Linked DNA regions of Homo sapiens: region 1 is linked to region 2. A link is an interaction called in ENCODE POLR2A ChIA-PET data of the cell type or tissue named here. Cell type or tissue: GM12878. All regions are shown on one strand. Each heading gives the region's core, and the rest is flanking DNA. Links, peaks and the distances in the headings are about the cores only. Region 1 overlaps LOC105374928 (a long non-coding RNA gene). Region 2 has its middle 130 kb from the start of TMEM170B.

What was found. Peaks named below come from ENCODE experiments on the same cell type or tissue, not always from the same donor. Only the 100,000 strongest peaks of a DNase experiment are listed, where the experiment ranks them.
Region 1: POLR2A ChIA-PET joins it to region 2 with 10 read pairs; 3 of 35 experiments call an interaction of 5 or more read pairs at or near these places.

The regions. Positions count from the first base shown.
Region 1 is chr6:11,485,362-11,489,755 of GRCh38, forward strand. It overlaps LOC105374928 (a long non-coding RNA gene), which reads left to right. Exons shown (of 5, transcript NR_187824.1): 2 at 2,204-2,350. Among named protein-coding and RNA genes, the nearest start is that of TMEM170B, 50 kb to the right of the region's middle. In GM12878, for the core only: no CTCF peak of the experiment used is centred there; no DNase peak of the experiment used is centred there.
Region 2 is chr6:11,402,931-11,407,324 of GRCh38, forward strand. No RefSeq gene overlaps it. Among named protein-coding and RNA genes, the nearest start is that of TMEM170B, 130 kb to the right of the region's middle. In GM12878, for the core only: no CTCF peak of the experiment used is centred there; no DNase peak of the experiment used is centred there; H3K27ac peaks cover 377 bases.

The sequences.
Region 1 (4,394 bases), core at 138-4,137, 82 kb after region 2:
TAATTTGTGCAGACTGGATTGGTGGTCTCCGTTGCATGTATTGGTATCTGTGACAGGCAGAATCTAGGTCACAAGCTACCAGACTCACAGCACAATGCCTGGCATTGTGTCAATTACATGAATCCATGGAAACGAAGAGGAGAAGCTTGAATTTCACCCATAGCATCATGGGGAAAATGATGAGTTTTTTGACAGAGGCCGAAATAGTGTCTGGCCATTTTCTCCTTCCTTTGGGACATCAGGATGATCCAGAGATACTTCCCAACAAACTAAGCTCAGTTAGCCATGCTTCATTCAAACTCAAAGGCTTGGCCTTATCTCTAAATAAAATACATGGAAGACAACCACTCAGGGGGGTGGAAATCAGAGATTTAGGACACCCTGGGATACAACAACAACAACAGTATAGCGGGGGACAGGAAGGCCCCAAGACAATGAGGCTTTAAGTTTCCCTAAAACTAAAAGAGCTGTGCTTTTGAAAGCTTGTCATCTGAAACGAACAGAGGATTGACAGAGAAAATTAGTTTGACATTCTGAGGACACAGTGTTGAAAAAAAAAAAAAAAAACTAAGAAAAATTTGCTGCAAAAAAACAACAGAAACCAAATCTAAAATAAAATGTAATTGTAAATACTTAAACGCACATCCCCTCATAAATTTCCCAGCGGCCCTGGATTTCTCTCATGAAAGCAGGTGCTGGAAGAGAATCAACAGATCAGAGATACAAACACCAAAGGAAAGAATAAGACCTTCTTGGTTAAGTTTAGGTCCATTCGTCCAACTTGGCTTCACATAGTTAAAATTCATACTGAAGTCACTTTGGAATGTTTGCAACCAGTCATTTGCCCCAGCTAGGAACAAAGCTAGGGGTGAGCATAAGAATGCAAAACAAGCAGAAGTCATTAAGAAGAAGGTAGCCCAAGAGTCTCAGGCTTTTATATGAAGCTGTGGGATCAGGGAGTCATTTTCCCATCCATTCTTTTCTCATGATTAACTAAGATAATGTCCCTGTGTCTTTGCTCTCTCTATCATCCTCTCTCCTTTCTGGAAAACCGCATCCTTTGTCAGGGGTATGGTAAGTGGGAAGGCCTCTAGGCTGAGATTGGAGACCCTTGAGGCTTGCACTTAGTGCTAATACATGCAGTGTGATTCTGAACTCACATTCTTCAAGAGTGAAGTGAAAAGTTTAGGCTGCATGCTCTCTGCCTGCCCGGGCCGCGGTAACACAGTACTGTACACTGCGCAGCCTAAGTAACAGAAATTTATTTCCTCACTCAAGGCTTTGATAGGGCTGGTTTCTCCTGAGGCTTTTCTCCGTGGCTTGCAGATGACATCTTCTCCCTGTGTCCTCACACAGTCTTCCCTTTGTTATGTCTATGTCCTCATCTTCTCTTCTTATAAGGACACCAGTCGGGTTGGATTTCGGCCCACTGCATGAACTCATTTTACCTTAATTCCCTCTTTAAAGACCCCATCTCCAAATACAGTCACATTCTGAAGAACTGGGGGTTAGGACTTCCACATATAAATTTTGGAAGAGATACACTTCAGATAATAATCTCCAAGGTTGCTTTCCGTTCCAGAGTCATTGGATTTTTTTTTCTCTTTCAAGTACTGACTTTTCATTAATTTATCTTTCCAGTACTAAAAGGGAAGATTCAGCCTGCTATGTTTAGAAAAGATTGCAAAGGACTGAAGTTGTACTTTTCAGCTATCTGTAACCTTGGTCTCTTTAAAATAAAGCCATTCCAAGCCCAGCATGGAGGCTTATCCCTGTAATCCCGGAACTGTGGGAGGCTGAGGCAGGAGGATTGCTCATGGTGACGTGTGGGTCTGTAGTACCCCAGGAGTTCAAGGCTGCAGTGAGCTATGATCACACCACTGCACTCCAGCCTGGGTGTCAGAGCAAGACTCTGGTTTGTTTGTTTGTTTATTTGTTTGTTAAAGCTATTCTGTAGGGCAGAGGGCACTATTCCAGAGTCTGTGAGTAAACCTAAAATTTCTGTACTTTCTCAAAAATGAGACCATTGCACCTATGGCCATTAGAGAATCTTTTGAAAGAGGCTTGCCCTATGAGAATTTTCTAGGATTACTTTTTGAAGGGCATCAAGACTTTCGCCTCACTGTCTTCAGGACTATCCCATGCCTTGGCTATGTTCTTTCAGATGCAAAAGACAGATGTTGTGTTCTGTTTTTTTCATAAGGATGCAAGAGAAGATAAGGAAGACAAGATCTCAACCACTTTCAGCAAAGCTTTGCGGAGAATGCAACATCCTTCAAGACACCATGAAGCTCCACGCATCTGGTCATCTTGTTTCTTCAGGGAATAAATTTATTGTTCTCTGCTTCAGGTGACTGGAGGAGACAAAGTGATCCCCCATTTATGTCTCTGCCTCTACCTTCCCTGCTGCTACCTGCAACTCTCTGGTGTCTTTGGGGGGTTCCAACTCCTTGACGGGGAGGGCGAGTTCCCTGGGCAATTGGCCATCAGTGCACCCTGCCTCTATTGGGAAGAGCTCTTCTACCAGGCTGTTCCATTCTCACAAGTAAGCCTAAAAGAGATGGCTCCCTCAGTGGTTTACCTCTGGTCCTATCAATCTGATGATGAGGCCACTTAGTTCTAAGTAAAGTGACAGATGACCAAGGACTTTCTTTGAAGAGACATTGGGTTGGCCAGGCGCGGTGGCTCTTGCTTGTAATCCCAGCACTTTGGGAGGCCGAGGTGGGCAGATAACCTGAGGTCGGGAGTTTGAGACCAGCCTGGCCAACATGGAGAGACCCTCTCTCTACTAAAAGTACAAAATTAGCTGGATGTGGTGGCACATGCCTGTAATCCCAGCTACTCAGGGGGCTGAGGCAGGAGAATTGCTTGAACCTGGGAGGCGGAGGTTGCAGTGAGCCGAGATTGCACCACTGCACTCCAGCCTGGGCAACAAGAGAGAAACTGTCTCAAAAAAAAAGAAAAAAGAAAAGACATTGGGTGTTCTTGATACTTTAAGATTTCACAGACGAAGAAAATGCAAGTCAGCAAGCAGGTTGCTGAGTATTCCCAGGGTATTCCATCCTTTTCTTCCATTTACCAAAGAGCTAAAGAGTAGTTTATATTCATTGCCTTCACTTTTGCATCTTCACTTTTTTTATACTTCATTTGTTTACCATATCCCTGAAATCCTAGCAGTCTGACATCTGAGAGCCTACCTTCTTTCCCTTAACTCTAACTGAAATTAACTCCCAACTTTAATATCCATTTGTCTTTCTCTCCCCCAACTTGCTGCTGTGTTTAAAACTATTGATTGACAACCCTACTTGTAAAGGCCCCTACCTTGGCTCCTATGACTGCATTATCCTGGGGGTGGGCAGGAAACCCTAGGGAAAGCCTTTCATCAATGAACCTGGATGTGAGTCCTGATTTTTCTCAATACTATCTATGTCACACTGTGTATGTTAATTTTGTTCAATAAGCTTTATTCTTGTTCACCTCGTATATTTGTGACGATTGAGTAATGGGGAAGAATATATTTGTGATGACTGAGTAATGGGGAAGAATTTTGGATAACACCAGGGTTTGGGCTTAGGTGAATAAGAGAATAAATGTGCAGATATTCAAGGCTTACTTCTTATACGTAATTAGTTGCTAAGAGAGATTAACTTCACTTCTATCACGTCTCCCAGATTTATTCCTCCTCTTCATTTTTATTACCTTGGTAGAACTCTTCACCACCTTTGACTTGGCCTAGTGGTTAATGAGCTGAGTTCTGAGCAGCTTTTGGGATTTCCAGGGAGATTCCTCAAGGACTTCTCCTCATTTTAGCAAGGTTAGCTCCACTTTCATCTGTTTTATTTATGTGTTTGTTTTTTTATTTGAAGAAAATATTTTCATTTTCAACTTTAATAAGAAACGACACTTACCCAGTTATTGATTCTGCCTCATCATCGGTCTCTATCTTCAGATCACCTCCCATATGATCTTAGAGTCAGTTCTCTGATTACTTATCCTGAAGCATATTTCTGATCCTGTCATATTGCATTGCCCGGAAATCTACTGTCCAAAATAGCAGTCCTTGGCCATTTGACTACTTAAGTTCGTTAAAATTAAATTAAATTAAATTAAATTAAAAATTCAGTTTCTTAGTGGCACTAGCCATATTTCAAATGCTTAATAGCCACCTGTATCTAGTGGCCTCCATTTTGAACAACTCATTGTTAGAACAGTTCCATCATTCTGGAAATTTGTATTGGATAGAGCTGTGCTAGATAGCTTGATAAACATTTCTGACCTTGGCATTAGGATTTAAAATCTATCTTTACCTGGCTCCTCTGCTGCTGTTTTCCTTTATAAAATGCTTCTGTAAGACTGAACTGTTTTCAAACATGCCATACTCAATTCCTGCTGTC
Region 2 (4,394 bases), core at 166-4,165:
GCGCACAGCCCCGGTTCCCGCTCGCGCCTCTCCCTCCACACCTCCCTGCAAGCTGAGGGAGCCGGCTCCGGCCTTGGCCAGCCCGGAAAGGGGCTCCTACGGTGCAGCGGTGGGCTGAAGGGCTCCTCAAGTGCCGCCAAAGTGGGAGCCCAGGCAGAGGAGGCGCCGAGAGCGAGCGAGGGCTGTGAGGACTGCTAAGGATGTGAAAGAGACATAATATGGTTTTATGCAGAATGCTTTTTGAAAGCCAGCCGTGTGTCAACTGCTATCTAGGCAGCAGAGGTAACAACAGTGAACCGTGAACAGGAAACCCAGGGAGCTTACATTCTGGAGGGAGGTGGACAGATAATAACAAGAAAACAAATAAGCAAAGTCATTTCAGATGATAGAAGTGCTGTAAAAAAAATAAAAATAGCATAATGCGATGCATCCTGGGGTGCTGCTCTAGTGGGAGGTAATTGTTGAGCCAAGAACTAACCATGCAGTGGAACCAGTCATGCAAGGACATGGGGTCAGAACATTCTGGGTACAGCAATAGTGTGTTCCTTTTCCTTGCAAGGGAAGAGGAAGGCAGCGGCCTTGAGGCAGGAGTGAGCAAGGAGGTAGGTGAGGATCAGTTACGTGTTACTGGACCCTGGGAAGCAGGAGGGGAAACAGTAGGAAATGAAGTCAAAAGATCAGCAAGGACCAAGTCATGCGGGGGCTCTGAAGCTGCAATAGAGAGTTTACATTTCATTTTAAATGTGGGAACAAAATAATTCAATTTTTTAAAAAGATAGCCAGGATCATAGATAGCCCTTGCTATCTTTTTTAAAAGGTGGCAAGCAAGCTCAGGACTGTGCTGTAGGAAGGTGAATCTGTCAGCAACATGTGGAACGGCCGGCAGAGGAAAGAGAGGCTCTTGAAATGCCTGCAATTGACGGTTAAGGAGAGCCTAAATGGGAAGTCAGACTTATGCTTCCAAATGAGGTTACAAGAAGTGACATACAAGATTCAAATAATACCCAACTCTCTTGATCCTAGGCATGCAAGGCCAAGAGCCTCTCAATAAGTCCCTCATTTAATCTCCACGACCCCACAATGCGTGTTAGAAATGCTGGTTTCCAGGGTTTTAACCTGGACCTGCTAAAAGAGAGACCACAAGGCCTCTGGTTGTCAATACATAACTGAGGCGGGAGAACAGGGTCTGGAGCTAGGGAACGTAAGTACTTCCTCGAACTAAATCAAATGAAAAACTCCAAGTCTCTACGACCAAGTAAGTAACTTTGTAACGTCACTTCATCCTCTTCATTTGCATAGGGTGTACACCAGGTAACCAATGGGAAACCTCTAGAGGGTATCTAAACCCCAGAAGATTCTGTAACCAGCTCTCTAGAGCCGCTTGCTCGGTCCTGCTCCCACCCTGTGGAGCGCTTCCGTTTTCAATACATTTCTGCCTTTGTTGCTTCATTCTTTCTTTGCTTTGTGTGGTTTGTCCAATTCTTTGTTCAAAACGCCAAGAACCTGGACACCCTCCACTGGTAACATAACTACTTTTGGGCAATTTTTAAATTCAGGGGAGGTTGGAATTAATGAGTGGGCCTCCACTTTCTTCTGCCAAAAGGGAATGAAGATGCTTATTATTTTCTGAGTGCTAGCATAGCTCTCTCTTACCCTTGGTGCCTTTCTTTAAATGCTGCAGCTCAACTTACAACCTGAGTAGTGAGATGGGAATTCCAGGATGAATCCACTTTAAACATACCAACTAGCTCACGTACCCCTGAACCTAAAATAAAAGTTAAAAAAAAAACATTAAAAAAGATTACAAAATATGTTCATGTATATTAACACTGTTCTGGTGATACGAACATTATGTAAATTAACTACTCGGTGTCTTGATTTAGTGTTATATAAACATTGCTAAAATTAAAAAAAAAAAACCAACAACTAGCAGGATGCTGGTGCCTCCTGAGGAAGCTCTGCTGCCTCTGGCAGGCATTGGTTTATTTAAAGCTAAGGCCAACCTTGGGGCAACGCTTTCCACTGCAATCCTCACGCATATTTTAATGTAAATGAGTTTCAGATCCTTTTTGAGAGAAGATTTTGCCTGGGAAATGGGACAGATCTGGGCCTAGAGTGCCTGGTAACGAACTTAGGGGAATAGAATGGGGAAGGGGATAGGGGAAGGAGGTGGCCTAGGGCACTGCACTTCACTTCCTTCACACATTTGCCCAGAGCCAGGAAACAGCCCTCGCCCCCTTCCTGAGCAGAGGGCTCTTAAAATAATGAAGAAGAAGAAAAAAATGTGGGTTTATAACTTTGCATTATTTGTGCTTGATTAGATTCTAACCTTAAAATATATATTTCTTTAAAAAGAAAACTCTGATCTGCATTTTTGACCATTTTTCTCTTGGCGTAGCTACTAGGCTGCCTTTTGCCATCTCCAGACCAGAAAAGCTTTCCTGGGCACAGGGAAGCCACAAGGCACAGTGGGGAGAATTGTGCACTTCAAATTTAATGTCATAGAAATAGGGAGATGACAGAAGCAGAAGGAAGGAAAGTCACCACTCACCATGCACTGACAGCATGCCCTGCTCTGTGCAGACATCTCTCCTGTAGATTAACTCAAGGGCTCCCCACTTTCCTCTGGTTTTCCTTTGAATCCCCACGATCGTAGATTTGCTCAAATGGTGACCACCCCTCCTGCCGAGTAATCTGTGTAAGCAGTAGCAATACCTAATATTTACCGCCCTTGTAACACACGCTAGGTGTTTTCCAGGAATTCCTTCATTGAATACTCTCAACACCTTAAGAGATGGGTCCTCATTTTCAAATAAAATTACTGACCCCTAGAGATACTGAGTGTCTTGTCCAGAATCAACAGTGCCATGATTTGATCCTAAGCCACTGGGTTCTAGAGATCATCGGTTTAGCTCTTACGTGATAGTGCTTTGACTTGTCAGGAAAGGCACAAAATTATACTTGCTCTGGTAAAATTCCCCGCTAATTTTATGTTTGAGGTCTTCAGGCTTCTTATTTTTTTTTTTTTTTTGCTCCCTTTTCTCCCTAAAAGCATCTCCTCTTCAACTTAGGTACCCAAAGCCTTGTCATATTATATATGTCATATTACATATCCCACTACCACCACCACCTCTTTTCTTAAAAGATTTACCCAATAAGATTTACTCATTCATGCTGCTATGCCTTCTAGGCACAAATGCATTTTTGGACTTTTCATCTCTATGAAACATTTTTTTCTTCTGAGAATTTTCAGCTATCCAGTAGCAGATCCATTTGCCTCTTGACCATGGTTTTGAGATGTCTTGGAATACCTGGGTGTGGAAACCTTCTCTCTAGGGTTTCCTGCTTACCTGCAGAGGGTGAGCCTCAGAACCAGACACTGGATGTATGTTCTCTGGGAGATGTTGAGCATTCATTCATTTATTCATTCATTCATCAAGTATGTATGATTGCTCCGACTGGCACTGGAGACTCTGGAAATCAAAACAAACATTGCTCCTTCTACCACAAAGCTCACAATGCACAGTCAATGACAGACATTAAGTAAGAAACTTCGATGAAAAATATATAGTTCTCAAACTACCTATTGGGTACAATATTTGGGTGATGGGTACACTAGAAGCCCAGATTTCACCACTATACAATTCATCCATGTAAGCAAAAACAACTTGTACTTTTAAAGCTATTTAAATTTTTAAAAAGGGGATTGTAACAACCTTCTTGATAAAAAAAAAAAAAAAGAAAGAACACTCCTCACCTCCATTTGTCGTTTCTTTTTTTGTTGAGACAGAGTCTTGCTCTTTCGCCCAGGCTGAAGTGCAGTGGCGCGATCTCGGCTCACTGCAAGCTCTGCCTCCCGGGTTCACACCATTCTCCTGCCTCAGCCTCCTGAATAGCTGGGACTACAGGTGCCCGCCACCACACCCGGCTAATTGTTTGTATTTTAAGTAGAGACGGGGTTTCACTGTGTTAGTCAGGATGGTCTCGATCTCCTGACCTTGTGATCCGCCTGCCTCAGCCTCTCAACCATTTGTCTTTTCTTTCCTCTTCCTTTCTCCCACCATTGGCATACCTTTGCCCCAAGGCTCCCAAATGCTGTGTGTGTTTACCCTTCTTTCCTCCCTGGTGCCAGTATCCTGGCTTGGACCTATCTCACTTCTGCCTAAGGGATGATCATCATGTTTGAACCAGCTCATTGTCAGCCAGGAAACCCATGGTTTAGTGGCCATTTTTCTCTGCTATGAAACTTCTGGTCATTTGAAACATGCAGGACAGGGTACAGCAAAAAGAACAGAGAGTAGTTGGTGGTCAAGTTCACAATGCCCATTAATTCATTCATGTATTCATTCAGCAAACATTCATTAAACAGTATCTGCCAGGAATTGAGACATAGA